Linked DNA regions of Homo sapiens: region 1 is linked to region 2. Evidence: read pairs that join two places in POLR2A ChIA-PET (ENCODE). Cell type or tissue: HepG2. All regions are shown on one strand. Each heading gives the region's core, and the rest is flanking DNA. Links, peaks and the distances in the headings are about the cores only.

Region 1 (2,888 bases), core at 389-2,888, 110 kb before region 2:
AAAATGTTTTTCTGTGTGTACCAGGAAAAAGATGCTCAAAATCCAAATCACCACTTTATTATGTGGCAGTCACCATGGTGCCAGCCTCTGCCTTCCCCATGTCACCCTCCTAATCCAGGGCTCTCCAACCATATTCATGTTTGCGTTTTCACAAGTCAATGTCCATTAAGGCCTTGTGCTCCCCTTTTCTTCAGTACAGGGCAGGGCCCTTATAATTTGGGTCTCAAGAATTGATAGTTGTCTCTTAACTGGTTCTGGTGAGGCGCACTCACAGCAGTGAGTGGAGGGTCCTGGGAGGGCATGGATGACGGAGGCTGCCCCTAGAGGAGCTGGATGTAGGAGCAGAGACATTTCTTGATCTTTCACTCTGCAAACTGGTCCAAGAACTTGAGGTAGGCCTGACGCTGGGGTGCAGCTGCTGGAATGAAGTGGCCACCAGAGTGGGTGAGGGTGATGGCTCCGGGAAATTGGCTGGCCAGTTGCACACTCTCCTGAGAGGGGATGACTTTGTCAGTGTCCCCAAAAACATGGAGCGAAGGCAATGACAAGGGCCTTTGCAGGATGGATTCCTTGAACCCAATGCCCCGGGGACAGAAACCAGACACCAAGAGGATAAACCGTGGCAAGGGGAAGCGGGGATCGCCTGCCTGGCCCAGGGCACACACAAGGGCTGCTAGCGCAGCCCCTTGGCTGAAACCAAGAAGGCCGTCAAAAGGCCCCAGCCTGTTCAGTGCCTGTGCCACCATCCCCAGTGATTCCTCCAGGCCCCTGCAGACGGCGGGCTCTTCCAATGCGGAGAAAACGTCGGCCTCCTGCTCTGAAAACCACCAGCCTCGAGGCTGCTCCTCCGGAGGGCAGGACCCTACAGCGATATGAGGAAAAAGGATGGGATTAGGGCATGGGAGGCTCCAGGAAGGAAAGAAATGAGAAAGGGCAGGAGGGTTCGAGATGACAGAGAGAAAAAGGGAATCGAGGCAAAAGTCTGGGGGAAATGAGAGGGGGGAAATGAGTGGATTGGCCTGAACAGGAGACAGCGGAGGAAGACGGTGAAGGCGGAAGCCTGGGAGGACAGGCTGCAGTTTGAGCAAAGAGGGTATGGGTCGCGAGAAATGAAGGGTGTGGACTGGGTGGGAGGAATGCGGGTGGACGCAGGGTGGGGGATGCTGAAGGGTGTCGAGGGGGACGAAACAAGATGGAGGAAACTGAGTGCGTTTCCGGAGCGGGGCTTGTCTCACCGAAGTCTGATCTGGCGCCCTCGGGGCCCGGGGGGTCGGGGACCGGGTGCGGGCCGCTGAGGCACACGAGCTCGGCGCGACCCCGCAGCGCCTTCCTCAGCGCCCCGGTCTTCTCACGGAAGCCCCGCTCGCTCTGCCGGAAGCCCGCCAGGCACAGGACCCGCAGGGGTCGCTGCGCGGCCATTATGCCCGGCAAGGAGCGACGGAAGCACCGGAAGCGGTCTTTCCCCGAGCGGAAGCACAATGCACGGGGCGGAACCGAACGTCAGCACCGCCCCGAGGGCGGGCCTCGGAGCGCCAAGGCGTTCCCATGACAACGGCAAAAGGCGGGGCGCACCCAGAGCGGGGGCTGATACCTGAGGCCCGGGAGCGCGTCAAGGAGCCAGCGGCGCCACCTTCTCGTCCCTGCAGCTGCAGTCCTCGCAAGCCACGGCCGAAGGGGGACGCGCGGACCCCTCCTGCACCTGAGGTCGCAGACTTTGGTTAGGGTCTCGCTCCTGCGACCCTGCGTTTCCCTCCGCTCCGCTCCTGTGCGTTTCCCGTCGCGGTCGCAGGGCGGCGGCCAGTGCCCAGGCGCGGTCTCTCCTCCCTCCTGGAAGCCCCCGCCTACCTTCCCCCGCGCGGGCCGGCCCGGGGCGTGGGGACGGCGGTCCTGGCCGTGGTTCACCGTCCAGGGCCCCAAGGAGCTGCCAGCGTAGAAGTCCATCGGGTAGGGCTGCTGCCAGGAAATGTCCCTCAGAGCCACGGCCGCCTAGGGGAGGGGAGGGAGGGACAATAACATCTGCCAGTGTTTTTCTGCCCCTGGATTACTGAATTCAGTCCTCACGACGGCCTGTGAAGGGCACACTGTCCCCTGCCACAGAAGGGAACTGTGTGGTTCAGGGCCTTGCCTAAGGCTACACAGCTAGGAAGTGACTCCGCTGGAGAAATCGAGACAGACTCCGGAATCTACGAACATAACGAAGTGCTGCCCACCCACCCCACTCCACTCCAGACCTCACCTTTGAGAACCACGTCCAAAGCCCACTCTCTCCCAGAGCTTGGTGTTACCTCATAGGGTGTCAGCAGCGGCTTGGGGAAGGCTGTGCCCCAGTCAATGGAGAGACGTGGACATGCCACCTGCACCCACCTGGGAAGGGAAGCCAGGTCAGACCCTAGGAAGGGCCTCCTCGTCGCCCAGGCAGCATGCTGAAGAACATGACAGTGCCCCCAGCACACCCATTCATTAACAGGCTTTATGAATCCTAAAGTAAAGACAGTGACCCACTGCTGTTTGGAATACTGTATTGTTGCGTGTTTTCTCCTGTTTCCTCTGCCGACAATGAGCTTTCCAGGGCAGCTCACTGGTGATAGTATCCCCAGAACCACATTTAGTACCTGGTACAGGGCAGGTGTCAGCCACCGCTCAAACTCATCTCACAAGGACAAATGTGATGTTGCCATTGCCTCTGAGCCCCAAAGTCCCAAAGCAGGTATGACCCAGTTAGCCCTCCCAGGGAGGTCTCTGTAAACAGTAAAATTCCATGACCATGGAAGCAATTCCTGTTGGCTCCAGCCTTCAAGACGAGCTGGGCAAGACCCAGCTTCTAAGCTTCTTTAGCCAGTCATAGCCAGGCAGATACTCACACATCCACCTCAGGAAGTAGGCTAAGC
Region 2 (2,895 bases), core at 298-2,797:
CATCAGTTGTCACTCAGCAGCTCATGCTACGCAGTTATGATGACACCATCGCCCCAAACATCAAAGCAACTGGACGCGTCAGGGGCGAGGCAAAAGCTTCTCTATTCGCCAGCTCCAGCCCCTTGCGTCTGGTTCAGGGCATGGAGATGCAGATTCCTGTGGTCTTCCCAGAGGCGGGGGCCACCCCTCCGCTGCCATCTTCCCACTTTCCCTGGACCCCCAGAGGGAGTCATCTCTTCTCCCTCCCAGCCCTCCTGCCACACAGGCCTCCACTGTGGACTGATGGGGACAGAGCCACCCCTGTTGGAGGGGCTGGGTGGCCACTGGTGGTCTCCACTGTGGACTGACGGGGACAGAGCCACCCCTGTTGGAGGGGCTGGGTGGCCACTGAAGGCCTCCACTGTGGACTGATGGGGACAGAGCCACCCCTGTCGGAGGGGCTGGATGGCCACTGGTGGTCTCTAAGGCCTTTCACACAAGCTCCTCCCCTGACCCCAGAGCTTGGCTGGCTCTGCATAGTTCATTCAACAAGGGCTGATCAGGGACCTCCGTGTCCAGCCACTGGCCAGGCTCTGGGGACATAAACGTGAGAAGACGTGGCTCGGGGCAAAAGGAGCTCAGAGCCTAGATGTAGAAACAAGTATTCGCAACTGGTATGGAGTTGGCGCTTGTGGTAGCACCCCTCGGCCCCCAAAATGAGGAGCTCAGCTGGGTGGGGGCAGTCAGAGAGGGCTTCCAGGCAGAGGTGACACTCCAATGAGTCTTGGAGGATGAGGAGCCACCCAGAGAAGAGTGTGGGGAGTAGGGCTAGAGGTGGTAACAGCACTGTGTCTGGGGTATCCACAAACCACTCCCAGCTGAGGGCATGGGAGACGCGCCCTGTATGGGAGCGGCCCAGGGGACTCTGCTCAGGGACTCCACTCTGCCGTGGAAGTGGAGGGGCTGTGCGGTCCCCCCGACCTGGTCGTCCTCCCGCCCACCCCCCCCAGCCTGTCCATAGGCACGTGGTTTCTGACCGTGGCAACCTTGCCGCGGTTCTTCAACAGTGGGTTTCATGGTGGAAACTTGCCTCCTGGGCTCAGCCAGATCCTCCCCTGGTGCCAGCAAGCTGGAGCGCTCGCTGGAAGTCTGCCTGGGCCACAGGCCCATTCCCAGACACCTGCTGCTTCCAAGCTTGGGAAGCATTCCACGGCCTGCGCTCCCTGCTTCCCAGCCGCGGCCGCCCTCAGCCCCTCCTGACTTCGGAGCAGCTCAGATCACCCCGGCGCTTCTGCCTGTGCGGGCTGTGACCATCAGCCAGCCCCAGAGCCCCTCCCACCAACCGCACCCCTCCTCTCCTGCCGGGGCTGTTCTTTGCAAAAGCCAAGAATCCCATTTAGCAAATGTTTACTCATCACCCAGCTAATCACCAGCGCTCTGCCGCCACGGTGAATGGGCTCCAGGAAGGCCTGTGAGCAGGTTGGGGGGAGCGGGAGAGCCCGGGAGGCCTCGTGGAGGGCAAGCTGCAGGGACTGGGGTCAGAGGGAAGGAGTTTGCTGCGGAGGCTCCCTGGAGCCACCGAGCCCTCAGCAAATTCCCCTGGACATGCACGCCCGCTTCCCAGGCAGGCCCCACCAGCCCATGAGCCGACCCACCTCTCTGCCAGGGACCCAGCTCCTCCGGGCCCTACTCTATGCTGACCTAGGGAGGCAGTCTTTCTCTGCGTTTATTTGTCCTACTCTATGCTGACCTAGGGAGGCAGTCTTTCTCTGCGTTTATTTGTAGCCTCCTGAGGCTCAAACAATCCTCCTGCCTCAGCCTCCTGATTAGCTGGGACTACAGGGACACACCACCATACCAGGCTAATTGTTTTATTATTTATTTATTTATTTATTTTTTGAGACAGAGTCTTGCTCTGTCGCCCAGGATGGAGTGCAGTGGCGCGATCTTGGCTCACTGCAACCTCCACCTCCCGGGTTCAAGCGATTCTCCTGTCTCAGCCTCCCAAGAACCTGGGATTACAGGAGCAAGCCACCGTGCACGGCTAATTTTTGTATTTTTAATAGAGATGGGTTTTCTCTACATTGGCCAGGCTAGTCTCGAACTCCTGACCTCATGGGATCCACTTGCCTCAGCCTCCCAAAGTGCTGGGATTGTAGGTGCGAGCCACCACGCCCAGCTAATTTTTTAACTTTTTAGTAGAGATAGGGTTTCACCATGTTGGCCAGGCTGGTCTCGAACTCCTGACCTCAAGAGATCCGCCCACCTCGGCCTCCCAAAGTGCTGGGATTACAGGCTGGGCCAGCGCACCTGGCTGGTGTTCATTCTTTGAGGAGGGGTGGGTGCATGCTTTGATGGAGTCCCTTCCAGCCCCCGTTCTGAAGCCTCCTGACCCGGTTCAGCTCCCCGCCTTGCCCTCTAACTTCACTTTCCTCTAAGCAGGAGTTCAGCCATCAGCCGCGACTCCATCCCCATCACCAATCCCCCACTATCAGCTCGTAATGGGCCAATTTTCTTTTACCTTCTGTCTACTTGGAAAATATCTCAAGAACCTTTGATTGTGCGTTAAAATATCCTTTAGAATTCTATGCTCGGTATCTTTCTGCTCCTCTAATTGTCCCTTTTAACTCACCGTGCTTTCCGTATAAATCTCCCGGTCTCCTCCTTCCCAGGCTGTTAATAAATATGAGCTCTAAAAAAATACATAAACATCTATTGTTGGCTAAATAACTCACGGCACAATCAAAAAGCCGGGAAAAGAAGAGAGGCTCGGCGCGTCGCATGGCCACCTGAGCACCCTCCCTCGCGCGGTCCTGCCGGTCTCTCCAGAGAGGGCTGCTGAAGGCAGGGGAGTCTGGGCCCTGAAGAGCCCATGAGGTGAAGGGACCCTGGGGGAGAAAAGGAAGCGAGGCAGAG

Evidence for each region. ChIA-PET counts read pairs that join two places held together with the same protein. Peaks named below come from ENCODE experiments on the same cell type or tissue, not always from the same donor. Only the 100,000 strongest peaks of a DNase experiment are listed, where the experiment ranks them.
Region 1: POLR2A ChIA-PET joins it to region 2 with 6 read pairs; 7 of 35 experiments call an interaction of 5 or more read pairs at or near these places.

What each region holds. Positions count from the first base shown.
Region 1 is chr17:2,040,579-2,043,466 of GRCh38, reverse strand. DPH1 (diphthamide biosynthesis 1) reads right to left here. Exons shown (of 13, transcript NM_001383.6): 9 at 2,862-2,888; 10 at 2,286-2,364; 11 at 1,846-1,986; 12 at 1,592-1,699; 13 at 1-862. The coding sequence ends at 1,610. OVCA2 (OVCA2 serine hydrolase domain containing) reads right to left here and starts at 1,445. Exons shown (of 2, transcript NM_080822.3): 1 at 1,236-1,445; 2 at 42-862. The coding sequence starts at 1,419. The coding sequence ends at 363. RefSeq lists silencers at 1,143-1,342, 1,853-1,942 and an enhancer at 1,533-1,592. In HepG2, for the core only: CTCF peaks have their summits at 782 and 1,407 (motif pointing right); a DNase peak (open chromatin) is centred at 1,486; H3K4me3 peaks cover 867 bases.
Region 2 is chr17:1,930,764-1,933,658 of GRCh38, reverse strand. No RefSeq gene overlaps it. Among named protein-coding and RNA genes, the nearest start is that of RTN4RL1-AS1, 86 kb to the left of the region's middle. RefSeq lists enhancers at 877-1,441, 1,442-2,007. In HepG2, for the core only: a CTCF peak has its summit at 1,721; a DNase peak (open chromatin) is centred at 1,378; H3K27me3 peaks cover 1,136 bases.